2 separate regions of the Homo sapiens genome follow, and region 1 is linked to region 2. A link is a contact called in ENCODE Hi-C or POLR2A ChIA-PET data. All regions are on one chromosome and are shown on one strand. Each heading gives the region's core, a stretch centred on a gene start or an enhancer-like site at or near the end of the contact. The rest is flanking DNA. Distances are from core to core; before and after follow the strand shown. Region 1 holds the start of ZNF783 (zinc finger protein 783). Region 2 holds the start of CUL1 (cullin 1).

Region 1 (6,947 bases), core at 3,808-6,307, 560 kb after region 2:
TCCCCAGGTGATTCTGTGCATGCAGAGGCACTCTCTTATGGTATACGAAAGATTCGCCTCTTCTTGTCTGCTTCTGCCATCCTCCATTGAAAGCCTGTTCTGCCAGGTGCTGAGGAGAAAACAGGAAATGCACTGTCAGAAGGACAGGGATGATCAAGTTAGAAAGATTGAAGTCAACAGGGAAGAATTAAATGCCAAATATTAGTGACTCATCTATCCTGCCTTTTCTATCCTTTCTGTTCCCACAGTTAAGGTCCTAGTCATCATTCATCCAAACTTTTCAGTAACCAGTAGGTCTTCTGCTCTTAATCACATCCTTTTTGATTCCAGAGTTAATGTCCTTGCACACAACTGGATGTAGACTTTCCTCAAAACCTTGCAATGGCTTTTAGCAGCTACTGATAATGAGCAGTCTTTTTAGTATAGAACTCAAGACTCTGAAAACCTGCGTCACCCTGCATTTTTTCTGTTTTCACTCTATGCTGCTGCCACATTGGGCTTCCTGTCATTCATTCATTCATTCATTTATTTTTTTTAAAAAATTTTTGAGACAGAGTCTCTGTTGCCCAGGCTGAGTGTGCCATCACAGCTCACTGCAGCCTTGACCTCTTGGGCTCAATGGATGCTCCCATCACAGCCTTCCAAGTAGCTGGCACTACAGGTGTGCACAAACCATACCCAGCTGATTTTTGTACCTTTTGTAGAGACAGGGTCCCACTATGTTGCCAGGCTGATCTTGAACTCCTAGGCTCAAGTGATCCTCCTGCCTCAGCCTCCCAAAGTGCTGGGATTACAGCTGTGAACCACCACGTCTGGCCTCCTGTCTTACTGAATAAGCCATGCTCTCTCCCTCTCTCTGCAGTGTCCTTCTCTGAACCAAACACTATTTTTCACTGTTTTGGCTTATAAGTTCCTTCTGTGAAAGCTTCCCTCATCCATTTCTTTCATTGAACAAATACATATTGAGTCCCTGTTATCTAGACACTATTTTAAATACACATCAATGAAAAAAAAGATCTTTGCCCTTATTGAGTTTATGTTCTTTCAAAATCAGTTTTCTTCCTTTACTGCACCTTTGCACAGCCCTTTCCTAGGTGAGGACAGTATTCCATTCTGCCTTAGAGTTTGTTCACTCACAAATATCTGAGTATCCTCCCTGTGCAGAATTCTACAGAGGGGTACAGGGATAAATCTTGCTCTTGGACTTACAGGCTACTAAGGGAATATAAGATAGAATAGTAATGTCTTCAGATAAGTGAGGGTAAAAGGCTTTAAGCATTCAGAGAACAATTATTTTAGATGTGAGACATTAGGGAAGACTTCGTGATAGGTGGTATTTGAACTGGCCTTTTAAGGATGGGAGGAAGGACATTCTAAATGGAGGTGACATGACCAAGTCAGGAGACATTATGGGACATGTACAGAAGAGGAGTTCATCCAATTTCGGGAGGGTGGAGTGTGAGAAGGAGAGTAGTGGGTGTTAAGAGTTGGGTCAGGCTTCAAGGAGTCTGGATTTTATTCGGTTGATAATGGGGAGCTGAAGAATTTTGAGCAAAAGAGTGACCTGATTCTAGCTGTGATTTGGGAATACTAATAAGAATTATACTGTGCTTTTTGGGGGGTGTGAGGTTTGGGATATGTTAGAAGGTTTCAAGTGAGATCAAGGAAGAGCCAGTGAGGACCTACCTGATTGGGTGCAGCTGCAGTGGGAAGGGAACAATAGATAAGACCAAGAAACAGTCACAGGATGTGATGCTGTGGGAATGGAGGGACCATTTTTTTTTTTTTTTTTTTTTTTTTGAGACGGAGCCTTGCTCTGTCGCCCAGGCTGGAGTGCAGTGGCGCCATCTCAGCTCACTGCAAGCTCCGCCTCCTGGGTTCAGGCCATTCTCCTGCCTCAGCCTCCCAAGTAGCTGGGACTACAGGCGCCTACCACCACGCCCGGCTAATTTTTTGTATTTTTAGTAGAGACGGGGTTTCATCGTGTTAGCCAGGATGGTCTTGATCTCCTGAGCTCGTGATCCGCCCGCCTCGGCCTCCCAAAGTGCTGGGATTACAGGCGTGAGCCACCGCGCCTGGCCTCAGGAGGGACCATGTCTTACTCCTATCAGCCTCCACAGCTCTCAGCACAGGTGCTTGGCACATAGGTGCTCAGCAAATGTTTGCTGAATGAGAAAGTATAATGGGTGTTCACAGAATAGAGAGCTGGGTGTTGTCTGAAATAGAGAAGGCTTCTATGGAGGAAGTGGGATTTGGCTGTACTTCTGGTCTCCCTCTACTAATGCTTCCGTTCCTAACATCTTTATAATTCTGTGTGGGTCCACCTCCTAATCTAAATTACATTCCTGGCTTGGAGGATGAGGGAGCCACAGGAATTCTGTCTCTGACCTGCCACTATCTCTTGGCTGAGGATGTTCTGGTGGGGACAATGGCACTTGAGTGTGCTGACCTCTTGTTGAGTGACCCTGGGTACTACTTTGGTGGCCCTCAAATTGTGACAACCCTACCTTCTGCAGGTGGAGTCACCCTTGTTACTCCACGGACTGGGCCTCCACTGGATGTTGTCAGTTCACCCAGAGATAATCAGGTCCTGGAAATCTGATCCCCCAAAAAACAAACTCACAAGAGACAGATTAACAATTAAAGATGAATGTAGGCTGAGCGTGGTGGCTGATGCCTGTAATCCCGGCACTTTTGGAGGCCGAGGTGGGTGGATCTCCTGAGGTCAGGAGTTTGAGACCAGCCTGGCCAACATGGTGAAACCCCGTCTCTACTAAAAATACTAAAAATTAGCCTGGCATGGTGGCAGGAACCTGTAATCCCAGCTACTCGGGAGGCTGAGGCAGGAGAATCTCTTGAACCTGGGAGGTGGAGGTTGCAGTGAGCCGAGATCGTGCCATTGCACTTCATCTTGGGCAACAAGAGCGAAACTCCGTCTTAAAAAAAAAAAGCCACCATGTAATTTTAATTTATATCAGAGCTGGCTTGACACCCCGGCTGGTCTGCTCAGAAACCACATTATGGTGCAAAGTGTTCGTTTATTAAATATATTTATAAAATCTGAGCATGGGAATGGGAGGTAGCTGTGGGACCCTGATAAACAGTGCCAAGGTTTTCGAACTGTGATCACCAGACCAATAGAATCAGCATTTCTTGGGAACTAGTTAGAATTGCAAATTCGCATCACTTTCATCCCCTCCTGTTTCAGACCTAGAAATGTTGAGGTTTGTGCCTAGCATCCTGTATTTTTAACAAGAACCCTCAGTGAACATGATGCACACTGAAGTTTGAGTACCACTGACTTAGAGAAACTTTTTTTCTAAAAAACGAAGACTAGCTGTCAAACATTATAGCACTCTTTCCTCAACAGAGCTCATTAAATCCTAGCATTTTTGTCTCCAGCCCATTTTCCTGACCCTTTCTTTCTTTCTTTTTCTTTTTTTTTTTTTTTGAGATGGGGTTTTGCTCTTGTTGCCCAGGCTGGAGTGCAATGGCATGATCTCGGCTTACTGCAACCTCTGCTTCCCGGGTTCAAGCGATTATCCTGCCTCAGCCTCCAGAGTACCTCACCACCACACCCAGCTAATTTTTTGTATTAGTAGAGATGGGGTTTCATCATGTTGGCCAGGCTGGTCTCGAACTCCTGACCTCAGGTGATCCATCCGCCTCAGCCTCCCAAACTGCTGGGATTACAGGCATGAGCCACGGCTCCTGGCCCATTTTCCTGACCCTTTCTGTTTGCATTGGACCTTAACTGTTATTCTATAACGTCACCATTTACTGGTATTTTATAATCCTGAATAGATTGGACTGATCCCTGATAAGATCCTAGGGATGCTCTTAATGTCTTTAGTGCATACTTGCAGTTTGTGTTTTAGATTGGGATAGTTCAACAAGAATTTCCAAAATGAATAATGCCAAATATTTATTTGATTTGTTACCTTAAAGTAACACGTCCTAACCTTTCCGCAAATTTTGGGGTTCACCTTACTTAGGATATCAGTTTGTGTTTTTTCTGATAGTTGACCACGCTTTTGCTTGGCTCAAATATTTGTGAAAATAACTTCTCACCCTCACCCCCCCCCCCCAAAAAAGAAAAAACAAAACCAAAACCAAAAAACCCCAAACAAACCCAAACACAGAAAGAAACAAAACTGCAGATTTCTAGCGGGAAGAGTTTGCCAGCTTGTTGGACAAAGACTGTGAGATGAATGGGAAATGCAGAAAAGACAGAAAACAAAGCTTCAACTGCATACAGCACATTTAGTTCAATATGCCTCAGCACAGGCCGAGGAAAATGGGTCCTGCGGTTTATTCAAGATGCCTCAGGGCCTAAATGAGGGATGGACTGATTCACACTTGCTGTGATCTCAGCCTGGACCAAAGCTACAGAAGGGTCCTCGTGGGTGGCTGAGGACTTTCACCAGGCGGGCCCCGGGAGGAGGAAGGGACCCCAGAGTCCTCAGGAGGGGAGGGCAGGCTTAGGAAAAAAAAAAAAAAAATCCTACCATCTTCACGTTTGTTCTGTCAAATTTAAAAGAGACTTTAAAAACGTTCATGTAAGTTTCCCTGGCTTCTCCCTGGGTACACACGTATCCTTTTTACTTTCCCCAACTCAGTTCTGTGGTGCGTGGGAGGCGCTGCAACAGAGTCTCGGTCCGGACTGGAGCCCCGGCGAGGGCCGACCCCGTTCCCCACGCAGCTTTCCCTCGCGAGGTTTCGCACTTTCCAGCGCGGTTCCTTCCCGCAGCCCTCCCGGCTCCCGCGTGGGACGCAGAGAGAGGTTGGGCGCCGCGCTGGCCCGGGAGTGGCTTACGCCTGACGTAGCCCCGCTGGAGGCCGTGGCACGCCCGCCCTGGCGTCAACTCCCGCGCCCCGGGTGAGGGTGGGTGGCCGCGCCTGGGTCCCGGACGCCGCGGGCGCTGAAGGCCTCGGGAGGGCGCGGGGCGGCGGCCGCGGGCGTGCGGTCCTACGGGCTGCAGGGGGCGCTGTGCGCGTCCTCAAGCTCGGCCGCCGAGCGCAGCTCTTTTTTAAAGGGCCAGCGGGGCACGTGGCTCGGGACGCAGTTCGCTGCCGCCCGGCAGTAGCTCTCAGGTTAGGCGGGTCCCGCTCCGCTTCCGCCGTCGCTGCCGCGCCGCCCCGGGCCCGACAGGCCGGGTCCAGGGACTGCAACCCAGCGAGGGACGCGGGCAGCCATGGCCGAAGCGGCGCCTGCCCGGGTAAGCGCCCTCGGCCCCGCGGACGCCCGGAAGGCCCAGGCCGCCGCCGCGTGAGCCCGCGCGAGGGACTCTGGCCGCGCGAGGCCGCGGGGTGAGAGGGCCTTGCGCGCAGCCTCCGCGCTCGTTGCCCCCGGCCCATCGCCCAGCCCGCGTCGAAGGCATTGACCGGGCGGCCCAAATGCCAGGCCCGGCGGGCGGGGCCCCGACGTCAGCGGCTGACGATCCGGCCCATCTGCGGCCTCAGCCAGGCCGGGCCCCAGAGTCACGCTCGGCGACGAGGAGGCCGCGCCTTAGGAGTATTGTCCCATTTGAGGCCTCGCGGCCCCCCCTACAGCAGGCTGGGCGGGCAGGGGCCGCCAGCCCCACGGGACAGTAGCGGAGGCTGAGATGGGAAGGGACAGGCCCAGGGTCACGCATCTATTAGAGGCGGGAGCCTCACGCCGGGGCAGGGATTTTGGAATTAGACACTTTAAAACGCCTCATATTCTACTTTTGCCAAAGAGAAAGATTGTGTCGTTTACAAGAGAGATAGTAGATTTTTTTAAAAAAGATTACTGTAGCAGATTTTATTTAATTTTTTTTTTTGAGAGGGAGTCTCGCTCTGTTGCGCATGCTGGATGGAGTGCAGTGGCACGATCTCGGCTCACTGCAAGCTCCGCCTCCCGGCTTCAAGGGATTCTCCTGCCTCAGCCTCCCAAGTAGCTGGGACTACAGGCGCCTGCTACCACGCCTGGCTAATTTTTCTATTTTTGGTAGAGACTGGGTTTCACTATGTTGGCCAGGCTGGTCTCGAACCCCTGACCTCGTGATCTGCCCGCCCCGGCCTCCCAAAGTGCTGGGATTACAGACGAGAGCTACCGCGCCCGGCCATTTTAAAATTTTTTAATTAAAAAAGTATATATATATACGTGTGTGTGTGTGTGTGTGTGTGTGTGTGTGTGTGTGTGTATATATATATATATATATATTTTTTTTTTAGACACAGTCTCACTCTCACCCAGGGTGGAGTGTAGTGGCGGGATCTCATCTCACTGCAACCTCTGCCTCTGCCTCCCGGGTTCAAGGTATTCTCCTGCCTCAGCCTCCCAATCCCAAGTAGCTGGGATTACAGGCGCAGGTGCCTGTCTCATTTATATCTATCTATCTATCTGTCCAGATACATATCTATATGAATAAGTTTATTCATAAGAATACACTATAAGTATTCCTATACAGAATTTTTCTCCTGGAGAAGGAAGAATCACATCAGTTTTTTTGGCATCTTCATCTATATAAGTTAGGCCAGTTTAGCAGATTTTAGAATCTTGGTTTGATATAGTGCAGTATGTCCAATTGGGAGATTATAATCCTTTGGCCATTTTTGACATACTGGAAAACGCTTGTAAAGGCTCAATAGATGATACCTACTATTATTAATACACCTCAGTGAAGGTTTTGAAACCTTGATTTTTCTGGATACTTTTATTAAAGTATAACTTCCTCTCCCTCCTCTTAGTGAGTGTGCTGAGCTTCTTTTTGGGTTCCCTGAGTGCAAGGGAGAGAAAAAGCGTTGAGGATTCTGCAGGTTTATAGTCCTGTTCCCTGGGAAGAGGGGGCCCTAGAAGGTGACATCATCCACTCCCCCTAGCCTGGGGCTCACTGCTTCACTACCTTTCAGATCACTCCTGTCCACCTGCTCCTCCCTTCTTGCAGCACTTGAGATCCCAAAAAACTCCCCAAAAGGGACAG
Region 2 (6,790 bases), core at 1,872-4,371:
CAGTGAGTACAACCAACAGGACCGGATGGCATTGAGAGTTCCTTCTGGGAAGTGGCAGGAAATAAATTTGGAAATGCAAGTTTGGACAAGATCTGGTAAACCTTAAGTGCCAGGTCCAAATTTGGATTGAACACTATAAACAATATGGAACCACTGAAGCTTGAAAGGACAAAATTATAATGATGAAGGTATCAGTTTAGAAGGAATAATCTGCCATCAGTCAGGACACAAGTGGAAGGATAAAGAGATAAGAACCAGGAAAAGCATTTAGAAGGCTAAAGGACCAACATAAGTGTGGGAGAATATCTTAGTAAAGGAGTGGATATACACAGAATCATGAGTCACTGGGTCAGGTTATGCCACTGATCAGGCTGAGTGATTTGGAGCAAATTGCCTAACATCTCTGAGCCTTAGGTTTTTTCATTGAAAAAATGGGTATGATGATGATAATGACTGACCCAAAAGAGGCAAACGATTTCTCTACGATGGTGACAGCTCTGGGATACAAGGTGAACGGGCCAGGATTTTGAGTCTGTTTCCAGGTCTGTATGAATTAAAGAATGTGTTATGAATGGCAACAGAGACAACCACTTTGTGGACGATGAGGAAGGGAGGGGAACTAATGGTTGGTGAATGTTCCACGAATTACGTGGGAATTATAAATAAATTACTCTTCACACTCTTATGAAGTAGGTATTTTTATCTCAAATTAACAGTTGACCTTACTAGAGCAAAAGATAGTAATTTGAGTTACTGGATATGACTCAAATTTGGGTAACTAGATACAAACCAAGGTCTAAAATCTAAAACTTGGGCTTTTCCAGCTAGTACATCATATTTAGATTTGAAAGTTATATTTTATTTCATTGCTTTTGGCCTAATGTTGTAGCCTGTTGAGACTGTTTTGAACTTTGATTCTGACATCTATCAAATTAATTATCCCTCCAAACTTTGGGTCATCCGAGAGAGACATCAATTTTGCTGAGTTGGGGGGTAAAGATGGAGGAAGGATGTTTTAAAGTAGAAAGAGAGCAGCAGGTGGCCTTGACTTGTGAGGTAGGCGGCAAGGTTATCTGCGCAAAGTAAATGCAATCTGGATGTTAAGTGGACGTAAAAGTCGATGGAATAAATTTGCTGCTAAGAATGATCGTGTAGGCAGGTGGAGAGTAAAGAATAGAAAGGAGTTAAGAACCAGGAATGGAGGCAGTGAGAAGAGAGAGGGTGGTGTGGGTGGACCAAATACTGCTATTAAGGAAAAAGAGAGGGTGGAGGAAACAAACAATACAGGGAAGGTTGACCCACTCAGCCCTTCTATTCAGCTGGAGGAAGTCACAGAAAAGGAGGCTATATTGAATGGTAAGATTGGAGAAGACTGGTTAGGGAATAGGAAGATAAGCTGTTGTCTAAAAAACGCAGTCTCCAGTAAAAGGAAGAAATTGGGACATTTTTTTAAAACCCCACATAGGTACACTGGAAAACATGGGCCACAGGGATAAACCTTCCATTTTTACTTCCAACCTTACCATGTGCTCACAAAAAAAGGTGTTAAATACATGTAAGTTTTGACGAGGTTATTTAAAAGTGTAGGATATAAACCAAGAATTTTTCACACCCCAAAACCCCGCACAAATTAAGGGATTACATATCTGAGTGACAAGTACATACAAACGCATTACTTCTAGAGATACTTAGATGTAGATAAAAGACCACATTTCAATAGAAGGATCACACAGACCAGTGGGATGTTTCTTCTGAGATAACCCACTTTATGCAGGAAACAGTGTGGACTCTGGGGACGGCCTCTGCTCTGGCTGAGGATTTCTGTCCCAGAGCGGTACAGGAATCTGCGTAGTGTTTTAGTTTGGAGAAAACAGGAAGTTACACTCATCACATCTTTTGCCCAGATGATAGAATTCGAAATCCCCCCGGGGTTGTTCATGGAATGAGCCGCTCTGTTATGTTGTGAGCCGTGGTATTAATCAGCCACCCCTCACTAGGTGTTGGGGTTCCACCACGCTTCCTCCACCCCCCGTCACCACAGCAGCGGGTAGTATTTAGGTTGAATATTCCAAATAGTCAATTATGACAGTTAATTTCAAATGAGATGACTTCGAAGTACACGTGAAAACAATACTATTTTATATCACGACTCATGCCATCCGTATGTGTAATCAAAGCCTTCTAAGTCTTGATATGTCCTTACAAAGACGAAGGATAGAGTGAATGTCAAAATTTGCCAAACAGGAGTTACTGAAAGTCTGAAGGGGAAAGCCTAGTTAGGTTTTATCTTAGAAGTGATTTTTAAAACGAAACACGCAGATAAGCTCGAGCTTTCTGGAGCCGATTCCTAAGGCCTTGCAGGTGGTAAGGGGGTCGAGAATTGGCTGAGGTTCCTCGGAAGTCCGCGCCGATTCGGAGGGCCACCTCTGACTTTCTGATCTGGGGTGCAACCCCCAGTCCCTGTCCCGGTCGACAAAGGTGTGGAGTCAGGTTCCAGGCAAGCTGGGGGTGGGGGTGCGCACAAGGGAGGGGCAGGGGACTGGGACCCCCTCTTCTTCGGGGTGCTTCGGGCCGTTTCTCCAGAGGCTGGTGGTGTCCCCGACCCAAGCAGCTCAGCCCCGCTCGCGAGGTCCGAAGTGGCGGGAACGGGTCCTCCGCGGCGGTCCCAAGGCGAGGGAGGCTGTAAAACCTGGCAGAGAATCCGGCGCGCCGGGTCGGGGATGTCTCGGGTGCCGGGGGCAGGGGCCGCAGGCTCGCAGGTAGAAGCTTCCCCACGCGAGCGGGGGCCTCGGCCGCGGAAGGGGCGCCCCCGGGGCCGCCGGCAGCGGCGAGCGGGCGGGAGGGAGCTTTCCGGGCCCCTCCCGCGCCTCGGGCTGGCGGGGCGATGGCGACGACGGTTTCCCGGCTCCCCCGCCCCGGACGCCGATGGCGGTGCGTTCCGGCCCTCCCCCAACAGCTTCTCCCCCGCGGTCGCCGGAGCCGGTGAGGCCGAGAGGGCGGGGAGCCGCGCAGGGAAGGCGAGAGGGCGGAGGTTGCGTGGTGCAGGCGGCGGCGGCGGGAGGAGGAGGGCCGGGCGGGCAGGGGAGGAGGAGGAGGCGGGCGCCGTGTCGCACGCAGCTCCAGGCGGGGCAGCCCCGGTAGCTGAGGGACGCAGCTAGACCTTGGCGGGACGGGGCTTTCGCCGGGGCCCAGGCCCAGGGACCAGGCGGAGGCGTCGCGGGAGCCTTTGGGGCACCACAGAGATGCGGGTGAGTGTCGGCAGCCGCCGGGGCCGAGAGGAGGTGGCGGCGGCGGCGGCGGCGCAGGCCCGGCCCCGAGCCGCGGTGTCGCAGTGACTCGGGCCGCGACGGCCGAAACCAGGCGCCTGGCGAGGCCTGAGCCGCCGAAACGCGGCCGGGCAGAATGGCGGCCGGGCCGGGGGACTCGTGGGCGGAGGACGCCGAAGGTGGCAGAGGAGCGAGCGGGGCCGGGCCCTGAGTCACCCCGGACGGGCCGGGGCGGCCAGGCCTGGACTACGCACTGGGAAAAAGCACGATTCATCGCGCCTGGAGGCGGCGGCCTGGTGGCGCCGGCCCCTTTCCCCGCCGCGACCGGGCTGGGTTCTCGGAGGGTGGGCCGACGTGTGGCCCGGGGCGGCTCGGGCGTCCGCGCCTCGCCTGGTGAGGCGACCTCCGCGGGACGCCGGGACCCGTGCCCTTGCCCCCTCGCGCCCACGCTTCTTCCCGGCGCTGCTTTCCGGCCGACGCGTGTTCCCCTGTGAGCTCTGGGCTCAAGCGCAGGAGCAGCCGCGGAGCCGGGCTCTCTCGCTTTCCGGTTCCCTGCCCGCGGCTCTCGGGTTCCCCGCCTGCATTGTTGCGAACGTGCAGGGCGCTATTATTGGGTAACAGTCGCCCTTTTGCCCCGTTCTCCTGGGAGAGCGGGCCGGGGCATGCGCGCAGGGATGCTAGCCCGGCGGCCGAACCGGACAGAGCCCCCCGGCGCCCGCCTATCGCTCGCTAGTCGGGCCGGGCCCTGCGCTGCGGCCTCGGCGCGCCCCCGGTCCCAACGGGAGCGCGCGCCCTGACCCTGAGGGTAGCCGTGCGCCCGCCAGGCCGCTGGGACTTGGGGTCCCCAGACTCGGGGGTCGTCGCTTTTTTTTCCCTTAAGATCTGAAAGACCCCCGTTTCTGCCACCCGTGCAGTATTGTGTAGCGCAGACATAAGATAAGAAAGAGAGGAATGCTTGTAGACATTCCTTGAAATGAATCCCCAAAGTTAGGGTTTTCTCCCTGGCTGGCTTTGCCAAAAAGAGGATTCTCTTTTCCGATTGGGTCACTCTTGGTTGCTTCTGGTTCGTAGTAGGGGTTAGTGGTAAGTGCGCAAATACTGAATTGCAGTCTACTTAAATATTTGTTTGCTCTGTGTAATTGCTCTTTCCTGTAGTAGCATTAAAATCGTCAAAAGTTCTGAGTGGAGTAAACGATCACACTTTTTGGAATGCACTTAACGAAGCGGCAGAAGAGGAACTAGATTCCTTTTTTACTTCAAGCCATGAGCTTCTAGGACCTAAGCATAGCTTAACGCCTCGCAGAAGTGTGTGCAGTTTTAAGTTTAACACTTCATTTCATGGTGCACCCGAAAATGTACCCGATTTTCTGAAATCCTGGAGAGTGTATTACGTAGTAAAATATGTAATGATGTTTAAAATGTAAAACCAGTCATTCTGTTTGAAAAAGATATTTGGAGATGAGATTTTTCTTTGTTTAAAGAAGGTTTGTTTTTGGATATTGAAAAATGTTTTACTTGAAGGTTCTATTTGTTGTTTTCCATGGTGAGTCGAAATAGTTGCGTTACATTTCAAATTCCAAAGCATGCAAACACAAGACTGGCTCGCTTTAACTCTATTAATGCCCATTTTTGGAGGTTTCAGGAGAGTGTTCCTTAAGCTTGAGAGGGATGGCTGAATTGCTTTCTAAATATGTTAAACTTTTTTTCTCATTGGCTTCATCTTTTAAAAACGATTTTGTCAAAAAACAAACCAAATTTAGATATGCTAGGGTTTTTCACCAATTTATAAAAGCCTCCCTCCCTGAGAGCCACATGCTCAGGTCCTTATAGCCAGCCCCACCCCCCACTCCTAATGTGTGTACCACATCAGAAGACAGACACGCATGCCTGAGCTGATTCTGCATGGTTTCCTTAGATATTACAGTTCATTAGACTCTTGCCACTTACTGAATATTATCTTCTAGCTGTAATTAACTACATGACAGCCTTATTTCCCATACATTTCCGATTGTGAATTCCTCCAGCGCAGGAGATATTCCTTATTTGTTTTTGCGTCCCCAGAGTAACAGAACTTGGTTGTGGTGGTGCCTCAGTTGCTTTTTTTTAATGAATGAGTTTTCTGGAATAATTCTAACTTAAACTTAACGTTTGAAAACATGCGCTGATTTTTGGCTACAGAAAACACAGTCGTTGTGCTTAAGCCGGTTAAGAATTCAAGCTTTATTATACACTTCTCGAGTAAAATTGATCGTCTCTCTCATCCCTCCTTTTCTATTCCCCCTTCCCTCTTCACTTCCCTTCTCCCTGAAACACCCCAGTATCTAGTACAGGGCCCTAACAGAAAAATGCCCAGGTTTTCTATACCTATGGAAGTCTGGGAAAGTGCCAAGAAAACAGGTTGTGAAACTTTAACTTTTTTCCCCCTTAAAACTAGTTTTAAGGTGTGGATGTTTTTACTTTTTGTGTTTGGTGTTTTTTTGGAAACACGATCAGGTTTTTCCCCCCAGGTTGAGTATCCAGCCTTGCCTTTGCAATGAAGCAGTTTGGTAGTTAAGGCTCCTCCTTGTAGATGAGGCAAGCCCCATGGTTCTGCTGGAGTGGGATAGGAAGTTGCTGTAGGAGGAACCATCCCTTGGTCTCTGAGGGCCATTCATCAGAATGTCATTCCCAGTATACCCAGTGGTGTCTGTCTTTCAGCATGGAAAATTAAAATGAATGTACTTTAAATTGAGGAGTTGTTACTTGCCATTCTTCAAATTAAAAATATTAGGGCCTTAAAAACTTAGGAACTTGGTTTTTTGTTTGTTTTGCTGTTTCAGCCTTCCGTAGGTCCTAAAGCCAGTGACCTTGAGTCATTCTGGAATAAAATGTCTTTGGGGGACTGTCAGCTTCATTTTGAACTTGTCTTTTAGGTATGTCTGGAGAAAAGAGTGTTAACCATTTTAAGGGCCAATTCTAAGGTTGCCTTGCTTTTTAAAAACATTTGGTAGTTTATCAGTGTGTTTGTTTTGCTTCCAAATGAAGAAATGAGCATTAAATGAAAAATAGATCCTATTTGGATAAAAGCCTTATGTTTACTACTGAGGACATAATTTCCTGTTTATAGGAGGTTTCCTGTTTATAATATGAAGATTTAGTAAACACACTATAAACAGAATTATTATAACATTTAATGACTTAAGTTTTTTATTCACTCATGGAGGTGTTTCATTTCTAAAAATTCCGTGAGGGAGAGAGATTGAAGTCATTTATTTTTGCTTAGGTATAGAACATCTTGCTTGGGAGAGAAGACATGGAGTCTAGTTCAAGCTTACCTTTGCAGGGCATATATTTCCTCGTTTTTAAAATGAGATGGTTTTTAATTGACACTGTTGATTTCCTTAGGCCCCGAAAGTATGTGGATTCCATGGGAATGCCACAGCTTTTAACATTAACAGGATTTTGGAAAAACGGTCTTAAAGAACATTAAGTATTGTATTCATGTTTAAAAAGCAGGGTTGTGAAGCCTAAGTTTGATAGTTAAA

Evidence for each region. Hi-C counts contacts between places; a loop is a spot of excess contacts on that map. ChIA-PET counts read pairs that join two places held with the same protein, here RNA polymerase II (POLR2A). Pooled maps may share reads with other maps.
Region 1: a pooled map shows a loop between it and region 2 (7-fold over the local background). The contact joins the promoter of ZNF783 here to the promoter of CUL1 in region 2. A Hi-C loop is called at or near these places in 1 of 37 single-sample maps with no recorded cell type and 8 of 50 pooled maps. POLR2A ChIA-PET finds 5 or more read pairs at or near these places in 1 of 52 experiments (activated CD4-positive, alpha-beta T cell).

The regions. Positions count from the first base shown.
Region 1 is chr7:149,257,139-149,264,085 of GRCh38, forward strand. It overlaps ZNF783 (zinc finger protein 783), which reads left to right and starts at 5,058. Exons shown (of 6, transcript NM_001195220.2): 1 at 5,058-5,219. The coding sequence starts at 5,196. It overlaps LOC124901769 (a long non-coding RNA gene), which reads right to left and starts at 5,203. Exons shown (of 2, transcript XR_007060582.1): 1 at 4,509-5,203; 2 at 1-109. RefSeq lists a silencer at 4,656-5,525.
Region 2 is chr7:148,695,782-148,702,571 of GRCh38, forward strand. It overlaps CUL1 (cullin 1), which reads left to right and starts at 3,122. Exons shown (of 22, transcript NM_003592.3): 1 at 3,122-3,248. RefSeq lists silencers at 1,977-2,036, 2,697-3,726, 4,027-4,126 and enhancers at 2,307-2,356, 3,424-4,149.